Linked DNA regions of Homo sapiens: region 2 is linked to region 1. Evidence: chromatin contacts called from ENCODE Hi-C or POLR2A ChIA-PET data. All regions are on one chromosome and are shown on one strand. The core of a region is the stretch at or near the end of the contact, and the rest is flanking DNA. Distances in the headings are between cores, read along the strand shown.

Region 1 (3,930 bases), core at 992-3,491:
AGATATATTCAATAATTCAGCCAATATCTAGTAGACATACACCATTTAAGAACAGGACCAACCTTAACATGTTATGAAGATTAGGTAAGACAAAAGCAAAGTTTTGTGGGCTTTTTTTTTTTTTTAATCAGGTTCTCACTCTGTCACCCAGGCTGGAGTGTAGTGGCGTGATCACAACTCCATTGCAGCCTGGACCTCCCAGGCTCAAGTAATCCTCCCACCTCAGCCTCCCGAATAGCTAGGAGCACAGGTGCGCACCATCAGACCCAGCTAATTTTTTTTTTTTAATTTTGTAGGGACAGGGTCTTCCTATGTTGCCCAGGCTGGTCTCAAACTCCCCGGCTCAAGCGATCTTCCCACTTCGGCCTCCCAAAGTGCTGGGATTACAAGTGTGAGCCACTGTGCCTGACTCAGTTTATTTTTTAAAATTTTTCTTCATTTATTCTTGGCTTCTTCCATTCATTGTTTTGATCACTAACTATGTGCTCAGCACATTGCTGAGCCTTTTGCATGCTCTGCTGGGCATTCCCCATTTGCTCTTCCGGATCCATTATCCACCCTGCTCTGGGACCCCAAAAAGCTGATCTTTTATAGATGGTATCATTTGGGCCCCATTGATTGGTTCGTAGTTGAGCCTGGCCACTTCTCTTTCAACTGGTCCCTGGCAGTCAGTACCAACATTTTAGTCAGGTTTCAAAGAAATCTCTAGACCAAGCTGGACAGAGGGCTTTTCCAGTGATTCAGTGATTCCCCAAGATCTGAGAATGTGAAACTTGGAAAAGGGACACAAAGACCGGGGATCCTTTGAGCTGGTTCAATAATGGCAGAGCTTTAGAGATATGCTGCTGAGCTCCCTGGGTCTGTCTCGCTTTCTGCCTTCTGAAGGCTTGATTGTTAACTTCTTCCTGGGTTTCAATTAGAAGCATTAGTGTCCTTCCTGGAGTTGAATTACCTGGAAATTTGCCTCCTAGATGTGTAAACTTGGGAAAGTATGATCTCGTCAAGTTTCAGACAAAGGCAAACTAAAAAGCTAGAACTCCAGAGAGCATAATAGTGTTTTTTGGGGGCAAATTATTTAATGAAGTATAACATTCATACAGGAAGTACAAAAATCATCAGTGTACAAAATCTCCATGAATTTTCACAATGTGTAAACCATTTTCCTGTTTTATCTGACCTTACTAAGTCAGGGTATAAATTATTAATTTTTTTTGAAACAGGGCCTTGCTCTGTGGTGCAGGTTAGGGCAGTGGTGTGATCACCGCTCACTGCAGCCTTGACTTCCTGGGCTCAGCCATCCTGCCGCTTCAGCCTCCCGAGTAGCTGGGACTGCAGGTGTGCGCCACCACGTCCAGCTAATTGTTTAATTTTTTGTTAGAGACGGGGTCTCGCTGTGTTGCCCAGGCTGGTCTAGAACTCCTGGGCTCAAGCGATCAGCCCGCCTCGGCCTCCCAAAGTGCTGAGATTATAAGGCGTGAGCCACTGCACCCTGCTGAGTATATTTTTAAAAACACTTTACCCGAGGGCTGTGGCTCACACCTGTAATCCCAACACTTTGAGAGGCCGAGACGGGTGGATCACTTGAGGTCAGGAGTTCGAGACTAGCCTGGGCAACACAGCTAAACCCTGTTTATACAAGATATACAAAAATTGGCTGGGCGTGGTAGCACGCGCCTGTAGTCCCAGCTCTTGGGAGGCTGAGGCAGGAGGATCGCTTGATCATAGCTCACTTTGAGGCTACAGTGAGCTGTGATCGCGCCATTGCACTCCAACCTGGATGACAGAGCGAGACCCTGCCTAAAAAAATAAAAAAAAAAAGGATTTTTTTCTGTTCAGTGGATTCATTTGAAGCGAGGGCCACTGGTATTTGAAATAGATGACATCATCTGCCAGCAGAGGCGTGAGGCAACTTGAGGCGGGGTGTGGGCCTGACGTCATCACGCAGCCTCTTCCTTTCCCCGCCCCCTTCTCTTGGCGAACGAGGCGTCAGTTTAACACCTCCGTGAATCCGGAAGTATGCTGTCAAAACAACCAAACCACGGGGCTGGGGGAGGCGGGGCCTCAGTAGGCGTCTGCACGCTAGCTGAAATAGAGCAAAATGCCCGACTTTTGGGGGCGGGGCTCCTGGCAACAGCACTCTAGGCGCAGGCGCAGAGGCGACCTCCAGGCAGGGCCAGGTGGGAGGGACGGTGGGGGGTAGGGTCGCGCGGCGCCCTCTGCGCCTGCGCCCCGGCACGAGGTGGGGCGGCGGGCGTCAGTACAGTAGAGTGTGCGCCGGGGTGGGGGGCAACGGTCAGCCGTCACCCTGAGACGGGCGGCGGCGGGATGGCAACAGCCTCCGGGGCCTCGGACTTGTCTGGCTCCGGAGCGCCCCCGCCCGGTGTGGGAGCTCAGGCGGCGGCGGCCGCTGAGGAGGAGGAGCGAGAGGTGGTGCGGGTCCGAGTCAAGGTGAGGCTGGCGGTGAGTCGGCCCAGCCGCCGAGGCATCCCAGGGGAGGGGGAGGCGGTGGCTGTCATAGGATGGAGGGCGGGACCTGAGATTTCGGACATAACCTGAGCGGCGAAGCTTGAGGGCCAAGTGATGATGGCGAGGGGTAGGGAGGGCCTGAGAGCCTGAGAGCGTTAGCGACGTACCTTGGGGCGTGGGACTGAAAATAGAGGGACGAGGCGGGGGTCTATGGGATGAATGGGTGGAGCTTATAGACAAAGGGGAGGGGCTATGGGGCTGGAGGAGGGGCCGCAGTAGTTGAGGGTGGGGCTCTGAGGAATGAGAAGGTGCTGGCTCTGGAGTCAGTCAACCCATGTGTTGAGAGTGCACTTATGTGCAAGTTCCCACTTTGATGAGCTGACAGGCTCGTGGGTGGAGACAACTAAAGAAATGAGATGCTTCGGACACTAAAATAATGAAAAAGGTTATGAAATAGGGAGTCACGTTAGCCAAGGTTGTACAGGGAAATCCCCAGAGGAGGTATTGAAGGAGCAGAGACCCGAATAAAAGGAGTCAGCCATGTGCATATTAGAAGGGAAGAGTATTCTAGGCAGAAGGAATAGCAAGGGCAAAGACTAGAGGATGGGAATGAGCCTGGCATGTTCCCGTAGGTTCCTGATTGCTGGAGTGGAGAGAATGAGGGGAAGAGTGGTAGGAGGTGAATCAGAGCGCTAAGACAGAGACAGATCGCCAAGGGCCTTTGGTGTGTATGCTGAGGAAGAACGCTGTTGCCATAGTTCCAGTAAACAATGATGGTGGCTCCGACCAACCAGTGGCACTGGCAGTGATAAGAGGGTCCACACATCACTTCAGTGTAATAGAGCTCTAAGGTAGAAGTTTGACATTCAGAAAAAAGATGATGCCTGAGCTGGGCGTGAACCACGTGAAGAAAGTGGGAGGGATGTTCCAGACAGGGGATCAGCACAATCAATGGCCTGGAGTCAGGATGGTTTCAAGGTAACTTCTAACAGTTTGGTACTACTAGAGTGTAAAGTTCAAAAAACCTGGTGAGAGGCTGGCTGGGGCCCCATAGGCCCGCTTGCTGGGACTCTAGGGTTGCCATTGAAGAGATTGAAGCAGGGGAGTGTTGTAGGTAGATGTGTTAGATTGGTTACAGCACCATAGAGGACTGATTTAACAGGAGCCAGACTGGACACGGTGATTCTGGCAACCATAGTTGAAGGGATATAGAAGAAGGATTGGGGGCCTGAACTCTTGCAGTAGCCTCCTCCTCACTGGACCCTGTGGTCCAGAACACCTGCCTTGATCTGGCCCCTGGCACCTCTCTGACTTTGCCTTCTACCACTCTGCACCTCACTCTTCAGCATGGTGATGGGGCCCCTGGTGGCCTACCCCATGTCTTCTCTCCCCAGAAATGTGAGAGCTTCTTGCCGCCAGAGTTCCGCTCTTTTGCTGTAGATCCCCAGATCACCTCGCTCGACG
Region 2 (3,930 bases), core at 501-3,000, 400 kb after region 1:
TTCTAACAAAACTTCAGCAGTTAAATTAATATCGAATTAACAATACAGGCTTCATAAAACAGGGTCCTAAAGTATGGACGAGTTATGACACTTCTTTACTTATCTGTAAAATGTAAAATACCACCTTCTCTCCTCAATCCTATGATGGCACTGATAGGTGATATGGTATAACATGTACCTAATCACAGCTTTTGAGGGGGGAAACACACCACACTGATTATAAGGTATACCCTAAGTTTGGAATCATTAACGTGGAAGAAAATATACATCTCCAAACCAAGGAAAACAGCAATAGTACTACCCCAACAAGGGAGAATAGAAGGATTTCTCCAATAATATAAGGCAGGAAAAGCATCTAAGCACAGAGCTAAACACATAGGAAGTACTCAACAAGAATTCATTTTTGGCCAGGTGTGGTGGCTCACGCCTGTAATCCCAGCAATTTGGGAGGCCGACGCAGGTGGATCACCTGAGGTCAGGAGTTCAAGACCAGCCGAGCCAACATGGTGAAACCCTATCTCTACTAAAAATACAAAAAATTAGCCAGGCAGGGTGGTGGATGCCTGTAATCCCAGCTATTTGGGAGGCTGAGGCAGAAAAATCGCTTGAACCCGGGAGGTGGAGGTTGCAATGAGCCAAGATCACACCACTGCACTACAGCCTAGGCAACAAGAGCGAAACTCTGTCTCAAAAAAAAAAAAAAGAATTCGTTTTTCTGACTTTCCTAGCTCCACCTCTGTCCTCCAGAAAGCCCTCCTCTTCCCAGAAGGCTGGCACACAGGGCTGGGGGCCAGGCTTGACTTCCCTGTGGAGGGGTCTGAGGTTGGGGGGATGACCTGCAGAGGTAGGGGAATTCAGAGAACTTGTTTTGATAGAAACTGAAACTCCTCCTCTTGCTGACGCTGCACTTGTGGGCAATCTGCACCTGTTCTCCCCTCCCAGAGGCCAGCTGGAAGGGGGTCCCCCACCATTCTACCTCTGTTCCCATCTCAAACAGGGCTCAGAAATCCTCAGTACAATACTACAATTGGTCCCACACCAAAGACTTTTCACACTCCAACTCATTCTATCCTTACCAAAACACTCTTACTTTACCCAGGAGACACAGAAATGTGGCAAAGCTTGCCTGGGATCACAGATTTAGGGGGAGTGAAGGGGAGGCCAGGCTCTCAAAGGGTAACTGCTGGCCCCAGCTGATATTACCACCTTCACCCCAATCCAGCCACCATCTTAGTCACCTTACTCCCTGGGGCAGGACCTGATCTTGTGTGCCTCAGTTTCCACACCAGCACAAGCAGGAATCAGCTAGAACCCAGGAAAGGCATGGGAGAGGGCAGAGATTATAGATATCAGGGGCTGCATCTCTCCCTAGGGCCACAGAGGCCAATATGAACCTTACCCTCCCCATACACACCCCACTTCTTTCCTTTTTCTGGACACACAGAGACACCAGTATAGAAATGCACATGTGTATACACATACAGCAGAGACTGCCAAAGATGCTCCCTGAGGCCAAATGCTCACCCAACAAATCCCACAACAGAGAACTATCACATTCAATGAGTAGATGCCCTTGCCACTTCAGGAAAGACTGAAGATGTGAGGCTCTATAAACTGAGGGACCCCCTACCCCACCAACCTCCTTCCTGGCCTCTGGCAGGGTAGGTGGAGGGCAGGGGAAATAACCAAGAGCTCTAACAGACTAGCCTCAACCTCTCTCCTCTGTTGCCCGGGGGAAGTCCTTATGTAACTAATGTAATGTAACCAATAATGTACCCAGATTTATGTTAAGAAGCAAGACATGAGAGCCTGGATTATCTTCCTATAGGGTCCTACCATTTGCTTTAGAGACATCTGAGAACTGCCTACTCCCCAGGTAGCTGCCTGCCTCCCAGAAGAGCCACAGCAAGTTCCGCTAAGGGCAAAAAAGGAAGCTAGGTGTCTACAGGGAACCTAAAAACAAACCACACTAACGTGTGTACACACAGCTGCAGAGGGAGACAGGGACCTGGTCTGCTCCCCACTACCCTCCTGGTCCAGTGGGAACCCTGGCCCCACTGAGAACCAATCTCCTGAGGAGATGAGCCAGGACAAAGGTCTCACTTGCCTGTCAAGCAGCTGTGGTGTGACCTGGTCTGTAGCCCCAACTACCCCAACTAGCATACCCTCAGTGGGAGAGACAGAACTCATCCCACTGGATAGTCTGGTTCCTGAGATGTGTGCTCCTCTGCTCAAGGATTCCCACTGCAAGGATGAGAAACCTGAAGGATACACGGGAGAGGCTGAAGGAAGCTGGTGTACAGGAAATGGCCCGTGGGAATCTTCTTTCTGTGGCCTGGTTCAACCTCAAATACCAATGTTCTGACACTGGTTGTATGACCTAGATAGGGTAGGGTCTTGGCTTTCTCTTGAGGCCTCAGTTTCCCCATTTATAAAACAATCAAAATTGATCTCAGATCCATCCCTCCTAGTGCTGATGTTCCAAGACCAAAAGGCCCAGAAGAGTGGGCCTAGCTAATGTTTCTGGGCCTCATCGTGGTAACATGCACAGCCCTTGCCACTCCCCCATGGCCCATGTAGAAACAACCATGTGGCCTTCACTCTGCCCACAGAAGCTAGCACCAGGACCCTGGTCAGGGTTAGAGGTTTCTGCTGAGTCAAAGCCACATGGAGGGAGGGAGCAAGGGAGAGATGCAGAGTCATGTTTCCAGGAGGAGGTTATCTGAGCATAACAGGGACAGGGTGGGCCACAGGATACCTCTGAGGCTCAGGTTCCCACCTCCACTCCACCCAAGCCTTCAATGATGCTCATGAATCCCCAATAAGAGGAGGTGGGAGAGAACTGAGCGCAAGCAATGGATATTGCTTAACTCAGGGGAACCAATGGCAGGCAGGCAGCTACCTGGGGAGTAGGCAATTCTCAGAAGTCTCTAAAGCAAATGGTAGGACCCTATAGGAAGATAATCCAGGGGAACAGAAGGCAGAAAGCCACCTGCCTCAAGACTCCCAACAACAGAGGGCCACGTGCTCCTACTTGGAGGAGGTAAGGTCCAGAGAAGTCAAGGAACACAGCCAAGGTCATCCAGCCAGTTGACAACCAAGCTAAGAAGCTAAGGATCCTAGGATCATAAAAAGAATGTGTCCTGGCCGGATGCGGTGGCTCATGCCTATAATCCCAACACTTTGGGAGGCCAAAGCGGGTGGATCACAAAGTCAGGAGTTTGAGACCAGCCTGACCAACATGGTGAAACCCCATCTCTGCTAAAAACACAAAAATTAACCAGGTGTGGTGGTGCACGCCTGTAATCCTAGCTACTCAGGAGGCTGAGGCAGAAGAATCACTTGAACCCGGGAGGCAGAGGTTGCAGTGAGCCGAGATCACGCCACTGCACATTCCAGCCTGGGCGACAGAGGGAGACTCCATCTCAAAAAAAAAAAAAAAAAAAAAAAAAAAAAAAAAAAAAAGAATGCGTGTCCTTTGGACACCTCTGGGTTCCCAGGCCAGCTCTGGCTAATGGCCCTGAGCATGTCATTTCCCTTTCTATGCTTCAATCTTTTCACCTGTCTCATGGGATAATGATCCAAGTTTTGCAGTGAGCCTGAAGCACCCAGCTGAATGCCTAGCACACAGCAGGGGTCAAGGAAACAGTGCCCTCTATGTTTGCAGCCCCCGCCCAACTCCAACTCTCTGCTCCACGTTCCTTCCACTATTCAACACATGGCAGGAAGTCAGCCTGTAGGGCTTCACACTACAGTCTAAGCTGACTGCCATCTGTCCCCATCCAGGCGAGGCTGGAAACGGGGGCAGCAAAAAGCCCAGGGACAAAGTCCCCTTCCCAGGCACATGTATTATGCACTCTGCACCAAGGAAACCTCCAGATAAGGTCTAGAGACCAAGGGCCATGTACTTCGGGGGAGAGGCCAGAGGAC

Evidence for each region. Hi-C counts contacts between places; a loop is a spot of excess contacts on that map. ChIA-PET counts read pairs that join two places held with the same protein, here RNA polymerase II (POLR2A). Pooled maps may share reads with other maps.
Region 2: a loop to region 1 is called in a map with no recorded cell type, with 8 times the contacts of the local background. The contact joins the enhancer-like site here to the promoter of TBC1D25 in region 1. A Hi-C loop is called at or near these places in 2 of 37 single-sample maps with no recorded cell type and 7 of 50 pooled maps. POLR2A ChIA-PET finds 5 or more read pairs at or near these places in 4 of 52 experiments (B cell, activated B cell, activated T-cell and 1 more).

What each region holds. Positions count from the first base shown.
Region 1 is chrX:48,537,473-48,541,402 of GRCh38, forward strand. It overlaps TBC1D25 (TBC1 domain family member 25), which reads left to right and starts at 2,242. Exons shown (of 6, transcript NM_002536.4): 1 at 2,242-2,448; 2 at 3,861-3,930. The coding sequence starts at 2,326. RefSeq lists enhancers at 1,896-2,396, 2,397-2,897 and a silencer at 2,183-2,402.
Region 2 is chrX:48,938,006-48,941,935 of GRCh38, forward strand. All of the region lies in intron 2 of OTUD5 (OTU deubiquitinase 5), which reads right to left. Among named protein-coding and RNA genes, the nearest start is that of OTUD5, 18 kb to the right of the region's middle. RefSeq lists enhancers at 610-1,109, 1,120-1,169, 2,300-2,559 and cis regulatory regions at 2,124-3,274, 2,449-2,949, 3,364-3,930, 3,703-3,930. Within about 2 kb of position 1,751, at least 6 of the 41 ENCODE cell types and tissues checked have a DNase peak (open chromatin) inside an H3K27ac peak, as active enhancers do; they include B cell, where a contact is called at or near this core.